2 separate regions of the Homo sapiens genome follow, and region 1 is linked to region 2. Evidence: read pairs that join two places in POLR2A ChIA-PET (ENCODE). Cell type or tissue: PC-9. All regions are shown on one strand. Each heading gives the region's core, and the rest is flanking DNA. Links, peaks and the distances in the headings are about the cores only.

Evidence for each region. Peaks named below come from ENCODE experiments on the same cell type or tissue, not always from the same donor. Only the 100,000 strongest peaks of a DNase experiment are listed, where the experiment ranks them.
Region 1: POLR2A ChIA-PET joins it to region 2 with 5 read pairs; 3 of 35 experiments call an interaction of 5 or more read pairs at or near these places.

The regions. Positions count from the first base shown.
Region 1 is chr19:45,387,017-45,391,016 of GRCh38, reverse strand. The region is part of intron 8 of PPP1R13L (protein phosphatase 1 regulatory subunit 13 like); the gene reads left to right. Among named protein-coding and RNA genes, the nearest start is that of PPP1R13L, 16 kb to the left of the region's middle. In PC-9, for the core only: a CTCF peak has its summit at 691; no DNase peak of the experiment used is centred there.
Region 2 is chr19:44,673,399-44,681,431 of GRCh38, reverse strand. It overlaps CEACAM19 (CEA cell adhesion molecule 19), which reads right to left. Exons shown (of 8, transcript NM_001127893.3): 3 at 5,011-5,161; 4 at 2,496-2,579; 5 at 1,098-1,144; 6 at 120-205. Among named protein-coding and RNA genes, the nearest start is that of CEACAM19, 5.9 kb to the right of the region's middle. In PC-9, for the core only: a CTCF peak has its summit at 4,004; a DNase peak (open chromatin) is centred at 3,901; H3K4me3 peaks cover 990 bases; H3K27ac peaks cover 1,803 bases.

The DNA.
Region 1 (4,000 bases), core at 1-4,000, 710 kb before region 2:
CATGCTGGCCAGGCTGGTCTCAAACTCCTGACTTCAAATGATCCACCTGCCTCAGCCTCCCAAATTGCTGCAGTTAGAGGCATGAGCCACTGTTCCTGGCTTTGCTCTCTCCTCTTATAAAATAGTGAGTCTCGGCCGGGCGCGGTGGCTCACGCCTGTAATCCCAGCACTTTGGGAGGCCGAGGTGGGTGGATCATGAGGTCAGAGGTTCAAGTCCAGCCTGACCAACATGGTGAAACCCCCTGTCTACTAAAAAAATACAAAAATTAGCCCGGAGCGGTGGCGCGTGCCTGTAATTCTGTAGCAGGACGAGCCACAGACAAAACTCCTCAGACACCGGATTAAAGAAGGAAGAGGTTTTTATTCGGCCGGGAGCATCAGCGTCTTAAGAGCCGAGCTCCCCGAAAAAGAAATTCCTAGCACTTTTAAGGGCTTACAACGCTAAGGGGTCCACGTGAAAGGGCCACGATAGATCAAGTAAGCGTGAGGAACGTGACTGGGGGCTACAGACATCAGCTAACAGAACAAAACGTTTTACAGTGCTTTCTCATACAATGTCTGGAATTTACAGATAACACCAGTAGTTTTGGTCAGGGATTAATATTATTATTATTATTTTAACCACCAGGACCAGATGGTGGCGCCAAGGTCATCTAGCTATTTATCGTACTTCTGTTTTTTTCCAGCGTTTTGCTTTCTCCCTTTTTTTCCTGTCTTATAAACTAGGGAAAAGGGGAGGTGGGGGAGAAGCTGGGAAGGACAACAGGAGAAGTGGTGGTCTCATTCCAATCCCAGCTACTCAGGAGGCTGAGGCAAGAGAATCGCTTAAACCCGGAAGGCGGAGGTTGCAGTGAGCCAAGACTGCACCACTGCACTCCAGCCTGGGCGACAGAGCAAGACTCCATCTCTAAATAAATAAATAAATAGGCCGGGCGTGGTGGTTCATGCCTGTAATCCCAGCATTTTGGGAGGCCGAGGCGGGCGGATCACGAAGTCAGGAGATAAGACCATCCTGGCTAACACGGTGAAACCCCGTCTCTACTAAAAATACAAAAATTAGCTGGGGGTGGTGGCGGGCGCCTGTAGTCCCAGCTACTCTGGAGGCTGAGAGGAGAATGGCGTGAGCCCGGGAGGCGGAGCTTGTGGTGAGCTGAGATCGCGCCACTGCACTCCAGCCTGGGTGACAGAGCAAGATTCCGTCTCAAAAAAAATAAAAATAAAAATAAATAAATAAATAAATAAAAACAAGTGAGTCTCGGCTGGGTGCTGGACTCCACCTCCTGGGTTAAAGTGATTCTCCTGCGTCAGTCTCCCAAGTGGCTGGGATTACAGGCATATGCCACCACGCTTGGCTAATTTTTGTATTTTTAGTAGAGATGGGGTTTCACTGTGTTGGCTAGGCTGGTCTTGAACTCCTGACCTCAAGTGATCTGCCCGCCCTGGCCTCCCAAAGTGCTGGGATTACAGGTGTGAGCCACCACACCCCGCCAAGATTAAATACATTAATGTAGTGCTTAGCATAATACCTGGCACATAACTGTTAACTGCTCTTACTGTTGTCACCATTGGACCAGGGGATGGTCTCCTGCTGATCTTGGTCCCTGCATCTTGACTGGGAAGAGGGTTGTAGCCACATGGAACAGTCCTGAACACTCCGTGTGCGTAGACAGCGGGAAGAGATCACTTCTCAGAGAAGCAGGGGTCAGGTGGACCCCCCCAAAATGCCTATTCCTAGGCCCTCCTGAAAGTAAAGGCAAGGAACCTTGAGGCTCAGGATTTTGAAATCAAGAGGGGATGAATAACAACATGTTGAAATGGCTGAGCATCCCATTGTAGAATCACAGAGTCCTGGCCACAGAGAAACTTAAAAAATCATAGAATGTAAGAATCAAACGCTAGTGTCACCGTCTTAGGATAGTAACATTTTAGAGCCCTAGAGCATTTAAAGGTTTGAACACGATCTTAGAATTATAAAGTTAGGCTGGGCACGGTGGCTCATGCCTGTAATCCCAGCACCTTGGGAGGCCGAGGCGGGTGGATCACTTGAGGTCAGGAGTTCAAGACTAGCCTCGCCAACATGGTGAAACCCCGTCTCTGCTAAAAATACAAAAATTAGCTGGGCCTGGTGGTGCATGCCTGTAATCCCAGCTACTCGGGAGGCTCAGGCAGGAGAATTGCTTGAACCTAGGAGACAGAGGCTGCAGTGAGCCGAGATTGCGCCACTGCACTCCAGCCTGGGCAACAGAGAGAAACTCTGTCTCAAATAAAATAAAATAAAAGGAAACTCTTCTCTTAAAAAAAATAATTATAAAGTTAGTATCATAGACTGATTATTACTGATTCTTGAAGTCACCAAATCTGACAATTAAAGATGCTCATATTTTGAATTATAAAATCACAAATTCATGCACTGATATGTTGTAATAGAGGGTTATTATTATCGAGACAGAGTCTCACTCTGTTGCCCAGGCTGGAGTGCAGTGGCAAGATCATGGCTCACTGCAGCCTCCACCTACTGGGCTCAATTGATCCTCATGCCTCAGCCTCCCCTATGGCTGGGACTACAGGCATGCACCACCACTCCCAGATAATATTTAACATTTTCAGTAGAGACAGTTCTCATTATGTTGTCCAGGCTGGTCTCAAACCAGGCATGAGCCACTGTGCCCAGCTGAGATTTATACTTTAAATTTACACATTCCACTATAGAGAAATACACCAACACCATAGAGAGCTTGGGGAAAATAAATAAAAATAGAAGAAAGAGGACAAAATCACACCACTCACAGGGAACCATCATTAACATTTTGAATATTTCCTTCTAGTCTTTCTTTTTTTTTTCCTTTTTTGAGATGGAGTCTCACTCTGTCACCCAGGCTGGAGTGCGATGGTGCCATCTCAGCTCACTATAACTGTGCCTCCTGGGTTCAAGTGATTCTCATGCCACGGCCTCCTGAGTAGCTGGGATTACAGGCGTGCACCACCACGGCCACCTAATTTTTGTATTTTTAGTAGAGACAGGGTTTCACCACGTTGGCCAGGCTGGTCTTGAACTCCTGCCTGACCTCAGGTGATCCACTCTCCTCAGCCTCCCAAAGTGCTGAGATTACACACATGAGCCACCGCACCCAGCCATTTCCTTCTAGTCTTTTAAAATGAAATTCTAGGTCAGGCATGATGGCTCACACCTGTAATCCCAGCACTTTGGGAGGCCGAGGTGGGCGGATCACGAGGTCAGGAGAACAAGACCTTCCTGGCTAACACGGTGAAACCCCATCTTTACTAAAAATACAAAATAGCCAGGCGTGGTGGCGGGCGCCCGTAGTCCCAGCTACTTGGCAGGCTGAGGCAGGAGAATGGCCTGAACCCGGGAGGCGGAGCTTGCAGTGAGCTGAGATCGCACCACTGCACTCCAGCCTGGGCGACAGAGCGAGACTCTGTCTCAAAAAAACCAACAAAAAAAAGAAATTCTAACAGAAAAATATTAAAGTTCTCCATCATAGAATCTTTGGATTCCAAAGTCCTGGCCCCTCAGCAATTTGAAATAGCACAGCCTAGCATTTCTGCAATCACAACATATTGGAAACTTGAAATAACTGAGCATCTGGGAATTTTGAATTCAGTGGCTGTTGGGATCTCTGAATTCCAGAATCTTAAAATCACTGAAACTCTGGAAACAGCAAAGACCAGAATCACAAATGCTATGCACTCACACACTTGGAATAAATAAATGCATTTTTTTTTCTTTTGAGACTGGGTCTCACTCTGTTGCCCAGGCTAGAGTGCAGTGGCATGATCATGGCTCACTGAAGCCTCCTTCTCTTCCATTCAAGTAATCCTCCTGCCTCAGCCTCCCAAGTAGCTGGGACGACGGGTGTGCGCCACCATGTCAGGCTAATTTTTTATTTTTTGTAGAGACTGGGTCTCACTATATTGCCCAAGCTGTTCTCGAACTCCTGGGCTCAAGTGATCCTCCCACCTCAGCCTCCCAAAGTGCTAG
Region 2 (8,033 bases), core at 1,878-5,877:
ATATAGAGAGTTGAGATTCCCAAACCTGGTGTCAAGATGGCCCAGAGGACCACAGCCAGCTCAGAGAGGAGGCGCCTGTTAGCATTGGCTTCAGGGGAGAGGCTGGGGACGGGACTCACCCGGGCTGGGTTTATGGACCTTGTGTCACTGATGGGGGACACCAGGAGGACTGGAGAGGGCATCACTTCATAGATGTTGTTGTCACCTGAAACAGAGGCCAGGGGAGGTACCAGCTGACACATGGGCCCCACAGGCCACTCTGACTGCCTGTTGACATTCATTTATTTATTTATTCAACTAACATTTGTGCAAACGCTTCTTCTAGCCAAACCCAGTGCTGGGGACACAGTGCTGACCACGACAGTCCCAGGCCTGCCCTTCCAGGACTTACAGTCCAGTGGGGGACGCAGACCAGTCTCCAGAGTGACAACCTGGAGTGTTTAGGGCTGGAGTCGGGGGACTGGGGGCGGGTGGGAGCCCAAGACGGGGTGCCTAAGTAGCCTAGGACTCAGTGAGGGCTTCCTGGAGGAGGGGGCATCTGAGATAGTAGAGAGAAGTGAGTGAAGCTAAGGCAGGAGAGGGTGAGTGCAGAGGTCTGGTGAGAGAGCCAGCTGTGTTTCAGAAACTGTGTTTGATCTGTCTTGTGAAGGGCCTTGAGAACCATGTTAAGGAGACTAAACTTTGTCCCAAGGGCACAGGGGAGCCATGGAGGGCCTTTGAGCAGAGGAGTAACATGATCAGAATTTTAGAAAGACCTTGTCCTGGGATGGGTTGGAGGGGTCTGGAGGCTGGGAGACCAGTGAGGAGCTGGGTGTGGGGGGTCTAGGAGGCTGGTAGTGGCCTGTGGAGGTGGATGGGATCCACTTGCATGATGGGATGGGGATGCTAGCCACTGAGAAGAAGAGAAAAAGCAGGTTTGGGGTGGGTGCCGATGCGCTCAGATTATGTGGGTGAGTTCAGGGGGCCCCAGAGAGGTCTCGGGGCAGGTGCATTGGGAGGTCTCTGAGTGAGGGAGAATAAGCGGGCTTGTGGCTATAGGGGAGAAAGGAGGAGCTGAGAGGAGGGCTAGGTAGTGAGATCTGGGGCTCCCGCCTTACCAGCATCATGAGCAGGGCCCAATTCTGGCTTCTCTGTGGTCGCCATCCTGGGGACACATAGAGGGAATTGATATTAGGATAGAGAGACACTCAGGCGGGGGGAGAGAGACTTAAGAGAAGCTGGAAATCCCACCAGGTCCCTGAAAGCCACATGGTCTCTCCTTCAGAGTGAGCTAGGATGAGGCCTGAACTATCCCAGACTTTTCTTCCATAATCCTCATCCGCAATCCCTCAGTTTCCCTAGCCACCACCTTATGCCAATGAATAGTGTTCCCCAGACATCACCATTTACAGAGATCACCTAAATGATCCTGCTTCATCCACCTGTCTTATGATTTCCTTAATATTTCTCTTTACATAGATTCATTTGAATACCCTTATTTATTTTTTATTTTTTAATTTTTTGAGACAGAGTCTCGCTCTGTTGCCCAGGCTGGAGTGCAATGGCGTGATCTCAGCTCACTGCAACCTCCGCCTCCTGGGTTCAAGCGATTCTCCTGCCTCAGCCTCCCAAGTAGCTGGGATTACAGGTGTGTGCCACCATGCTCGGCTTATTTTATTTTATTTTATTTTAATTTTTTTTTTTGAGACAGAGTCTCGCTCTGTCGCCCAGGCTGGAGTGCAGTGGTGCAATCTCGGCTCACTAAAAGCTCCGCCTCCCGGGTTCATGCCATTCTCCTGCCTCAGCCTCCCGAGTAGCTGGGACTACAGGCACCTGCCACCATGCCCGGCTAATTTTTTGTATTTTTAGTAGAGACGGGGTTTCACCGTGTTAGCCAGGATGGTCTCGATTTCCTGACCTCGTGATCCGCCAGCCTCGGCCTCCCAAAGTGCTGGGATTACAGGCGTGAGGCACCATGCCTGGCCCATGCTCTGCTAATTTTGTATTATTAGTAGAGACAGGGTTTCACCATGTTCATCAGGTTGGTCTCGAACTCCTGACCTCAAGTGATCCACCTGCCTTGGCCTCCCAAAGTGCTGGGATTACAGGCATGAGCCACTGCACCCGTCCTGAATACCCTTAATTTTAAAAGTACACTGGAACCAAGTGAAATGGCTCATGACTATACTCCCAGCACATTGGGAGACCAAGGTAGGAGACTTTTTTGAGGCCAGGAGTTTGAGACCTGCCTGACTCACAAAGTGAGATCCCGTCTCTACAAAAATTACAAAAATTAGCCAGGTGTGGTGGTGCACACCTGGGGTCCCAGCTACTTGGGAGACTCGGGTGGGAGGATAGTTTGAACCAGGGAGGTCGAGGCTACGGTGAGCTACGATCGCACCACTGCACCCCAACCTTGGCAACAGAGTGAGACTTTGACTCTGAAAACAAAAGTACTCTTGACACCGCTATAGCAAGTTTGTTAGTTCACTAAATAAGTATTTACAAGCACCAACCATGTGCTGGGCGTCACTGAAGGCACTGGGGATACAGCCGAGCACAAGATGGACAGAGATCCCTGGCCCCTCGGAGCAGGCAGTCTAGGGTGGAAAGAGAGGGGAAGAAAATTGGAATAAAGCATTGACAGTAGAATATCAGAGAGCAACATCCTTCCCTATGAAGGAAAATGGAGAGGGGGGAGGGGGTGGAAGGTGTGTGTGCGGTTTTGAGTAAAAAAATAGTAATTGGGCTCAGTGGCTCATGCCTGTAATCCCAACACTTTGGGAGGCCAAGGTGGGCAGATCACCTGAGTTCAGGAGTTTGAGACCATCCTGGCCAACATGGTGAAACCCCGTCTCTACTAAAAATACAAAAATTAGCCAGGCGAGGTGGTGGGTGCCTGTAATTCCAGCTACTCAGGAAGCTGAGGCAGGAAAATCGCTTGAACCCCTGAGGCGGAAGTTGCAGTGAGCCGAGATCGCGCCACTGGATTCCAGCCTGGGCGACAAGAGCAAAACAAGAAGAAGAAGAAAAAAAAGCTTGGAAATGGTGCACTCCTGTAGTCCCAGCTACTTGGGGGGCTGAGATGGGAGGATGGCTTGAGCCCAGCAATTCAAGACAGCCAGGGCAACACAGGGAGATCTTATTTTTACAAAAAGTAAAAAATAAGCTAGGCATGGTGATGCATGCCTGTAATTCGAGCACTTTGGGAGGCTGAGGCAGAAGGACCGCTTAAGGCCAGGAGTTTGAGGTCAGCTTGGGCAACATAGCAAGACCCCATCTCTACAAAAAATAATAATACAGATAATTAGCCAGGTGTGGTAGCACAGGCCTGTGGTCCCAGTTACCCAGGAGGCTGAGGTGGGAGGATCACTTGAGCCCAGGAGTCTGAGGCTGCAGTAAACTATGATCATGCCACTGCACTCCAGCCTGGGTGATAAAGCAAGACCCTGTCTCTTTAAAAAAGAAAAAGAAATAGGCCAGGCGCAGTGGCTCATGCCTGTAATTCCAGCACTTTGGGAGGCCGAGGCTGGCGGATTGCCTGAGATCAGGAGTTTGAGACCATCCAGGGCAACATGGTGAAACCCCATCTCTACTAAAATACAAAAAATTAGCCGGGCGTTGTGGTGCACGCCTGTAGTCTCAGCTACTTGGGAGGCTGAGGCACGAGAATTGCTTGAGTCCCGGAGGTGGAGGTTGCAGTGAGCCAAGATTGCGCCACTACACTGCAGCAAGACTCTGTCTCAAAAAAAAAAAAGAAGAAGAAGAAAACAGAATCCATGGCACATAAGGAAGAGTTGAGAAAGGAGACAAAATTGCTGCTTTCATATTCTGGGAACTGGTGAGTGGCAGAAAAATTAGACATCTTATCTACAATCAGTTCAGAATCAATTTCAAGAGACAAAGTTCTGAAGACGCTGATGTCATAAGAAAGGAATTTTTCACGAATAGACTCTCCCTGGGGGAAACAGGACTGTCTCTCTCTCCTCTCTCTCCTCTCTCTCTCTCTCTCTCTCTCTCCATACAAGTAGGTAGCATCTGATAGCTGTGCCTGCTGCTGCCCACTCCCCTTCTTTGACAATAGCAACCAGTTTTGTTTTCCTTTGGAGAGCCGGTCTACACTCTCAATCCACTTGATTAAACGGAGTTGGATCTAGCCCAGTCTCTGGGGCTGCACAAATAGCCCAACTTTGGCCAATCAGAGCTTTCCCTGGCCACCAACCCCTGGCCACAGTGATTGGTTCATGAAAAGTCATGTGATCTGAGTTAAGCCAATGAGAGGTAGACTTGGGGCTCTTGTTGGAACTACCAGGAACAAGGTGGTCTCCTTGCTAGGAATGGCTAAACCAGTGGAGTATGAGCCTGGGCCCCCTGGGAGTGATCTTGTGGCAACAGGGGAGAGCCTGCCTGAGAATGAAGCCACCGAAGAAAAATACAGAGTTGACGAGTATATAAAGGAGTCATTTGAGAACATTGAGCCCCTGGATGCAGCCTACCTGAATAAGTTATGTAGTATTAAACAATTCCTTGTTTTTTGGGCAGGGAACAGTGGCTCATGCCTGTATTCTCAGCACTTTGGGAGGCCAAAGCTGGAGGATCACTTGAGCCCAGGAGTTCGAGACCAGCCTGGGCAAAACCCCATCTCTACAAAAATAAAAAAAATTAGCCAGGCTTGGTGGTGCACACCTGTAGTCTCAGCTACCTGGGAGGCTGAGGTGAAAGACTCACCTGAGTCCGGGGAAGTTGAGGCTGCAGTGAGTCGTGATTGTGCCACTGCACTCCAGCCTGGGTGACAGAGCGAGACCCTGACTAAAATTCCTTCTTTTTGGTAAGTCAGTTTAAGAATAGGTTTTCTGTCCCTTGCAATGCAGAATTCTGTTTAATACAGGATAGAAAGATTCTTTTCACCCCAGGAGTTCCAAGATTTGATGAGATTGTGTATGAGCCGGATGATGTGACTTGTGGAAGAATCCATGGGGCTTGAGAAGACAGTGGGAGCAGACAGGAGAGGGACACTTGGGGACCCTGTACCTGTGGCTCTGGCCCCTCCAGTTCCTTGTCACCAGGAGATAGGCAATGCAGCTGATGAGAAGGGCCCCGGCAGCAAGAGATCCAATGATGGTGGCCGCCAGGATCCCAGCGTTGGTGGGCAGGTGTGTACTGGGCAGCTCCTTATTCTTTTCTGAGGGGTGAGAGAAAGAAAGAGAGAGGGGGGACTGTGCGATGTCTCCTGAGGGCTCCCCCAGTCCCTCACCGACTATATCAGTGACTGCATGGAGAACTGAGGTGCAGTTTCCTATTTCCAGCCCAGAGCTTTCTCCTGCTTTTCAGATCTGAGTATCCAACCATCTGGGTGGCACATAAAATCCAACATGTCCCAGCGGGCTGGGCGTGGTGCTCACACCTGTAATCCCAGCAATTTGGGAGGCCGATGGGGGAGGATCACTTGAGCCCAGGAGTTCAAGACCAGCCTGGGCAACATAGTGAGACCCTATCTCTATTAAAAAAAAAATTTCAACATGTCCCAGATGGAACTCCTTAGCTGTCCTATATCTCGATGTTGCTGCTTCCCTAGGATTTCATACGATCCTCAGCACATCCAAAATCTGCTTGCTGACATGCTCCCCAACCCTACCCCATCAAACTGATTTTTTTTTTTCTTTTTTTGAAACAGCGTCTCACTCTGTTGCCCAGGCTGGAATGCAGTGGCATGATCACGGTTCACTGCAGCCTCCAACTCCTCGGCTTAAGCCATCCTCCCACCTCAGTCCCCCAAGTAGCTGGGACTACAGGCACACACTACCACTCCTGGCTAATTTTTAAATTTTTTGTAAAGAAGGGGTGTCACTAAATTACTTAGGCTGGTCTCAAATTCCTGGACTCAAGTAGTTCTACTGCCTTGGTCTCCCAAAGTGTTGGGATTACAGACGTGGCCACCGAGCCCAGACCCAATCTGCTTTGCTTTTTCTCACTTCGGTTGATGATACCTGAATCCCTTCAGCAGAAGGATGAGGTTCTGGGCTGTGTTTTGCAGGAGATGTAGGGGACTTGGAGGATTCTTAAACTGGACTTGCTAGAATTAAGACCACGCCTACCTGGCTCTTACCCTCTGACCTCCCAGCTTTACTCTCAAGCTGGACATCTGTTCTATCCCAACCCGTCTTGGCAGCTAAGCTCATAGACTATGGGATCCTAATGCTGCCCACTGGCGGTGTGGCCTTGGGCAAATTACTCAATCTCTCTGTGACTTGGTTCGTCTGTGAAATGAGGATAATATGAATACCTAGTTCTTAGGGTTGTTATGAAGTTTGAAATACACACACACACACACACACACACACACACACACACACACGCTGTTCTCTGAATGATCCAACAAAGAAGTAAGCTCTATGCCATTTTACAGATAAGGAAACTGAGGCATGGAACAGTAAATTGACTTGCTTGATGGCTCACAATAAGTGCAGTGCTGGGATCATACCCAGGCCACCTGAACTCCTTAATGACCATGCTGTGCAGCTTCCAAAGGGGGCACCTGTGACCTGGGAACCCCGGAAATGTGGGGAGAAGTCACTTCAGGCTCCACAAGTGAAGTAAGGACTGTTATCTCCAACCGGACTAGAGTGTCATTTTATGCAGATTTGTGTAATCAAATTAATGCATATGTTGAGTTGACTTTTGCCTATTTCATCCATTTCTGTAAAATTTTTTCTATTCACTGTCCAAAACTCATTTTAAAATTTAACTAGGGGCCAGGGGTGGTGGCTCACGCCTGTAATCCCAGCACTTTGGGAGGCCGAGGTGGGTGGATTGCCTGAGCTCAGGAGTTGGAGACCAGCCTGGGCAACATGGTGAAACCCAGTCTCTACCAATAAATAAAAAAAATTAGCTGGGTGTGATGGCATGCGCCTACAGTCCCAGCTACATGGGAAGCTGAGGTGGGAGGATCGCTTGAGCCCAGGAGGTGGAGGTTACAGTGAGCTGAGACTGGGCATGGTGGCTTATTCTTGTAATCCCAGCACTGGGAGGCCAAGGTGGAAGGATTGCTTGAGGCCAGGAGTTTGAGACCAGCCTGAGCAATATCAGTAAGACCCTGTCTCCACAATCTTGCTTTTAAATTGAAAAAAAAAAAAATAAGGGCATACAATCTATTTACAAGTGCTGTACCCTCATGATCTAATCACCTCCCACAAGCCCCACTTTTTTTTTTTTTGAGATGGAGTCTTGCTCTGTTGCCCAGGCTGGAGTGCAGTGGCATGATCTCGGTTCACTGCAACCTCTGCCTCCTGGGTTCAAGTGATTCTCCTGCCTCCCAAGTGGCTGGCATTACAGGCATCTACCACCATGCCCAGCTAATTTTTGTATTTTTAGCAGAGACGGGGTTTTACCATGTTGGCCAGGGTGATCTCGAACTCCTGACCTCAGGTGATCCACCCACTTCAGCCTTCCAAAGTGCTGGGATTACAGGTGTAAGCCACCGTGCCAGGCCCAAGCCCCACCTTTTAATACCATCATCTTGGAGGTTAGGATTTCAACATATAAATTCTAAGGGGATCTGTGTCCTGTGGAAATGGCAAGGGGCCACAGCACCTCCCTCCCTCAATCACCTTCTTCTGGTCTCTCCTCTAAGGTCACTTCTTGAGTGAGGTCTCCCTGATGACCTCCTTTCCCATGTCACATCATTCTGGTTCGTATTCTTTACTCAGCAAGTCATAACCACTGCGTGCCTCCATTTTTCAATCTGTAAAATGGAGACAATAATGGCGCTGGCCTCATGGAGTTGTTTTAAGGTAAAAATGAGTAAATATAGAGTAATGGTTCTCAACCAGGGGTGATTCTTATCCCAGGGTGGAGACATTTGGTAATATCTGAAGACATTTTTGGTTGGCATGACTAGGAAGCTGCTACTGGTACCTAGTGAGTAGAGGCCGGGGTGCTGCTGAAATCTCTGCAATGCACAAACCCTCTACTAGTAAGAACTGGCCAATACAAAACATCAGTAGTGCTGAAGCTGAGAAACTATGCTTTAGGGAAAATGTTTAAGATGGTGCCTG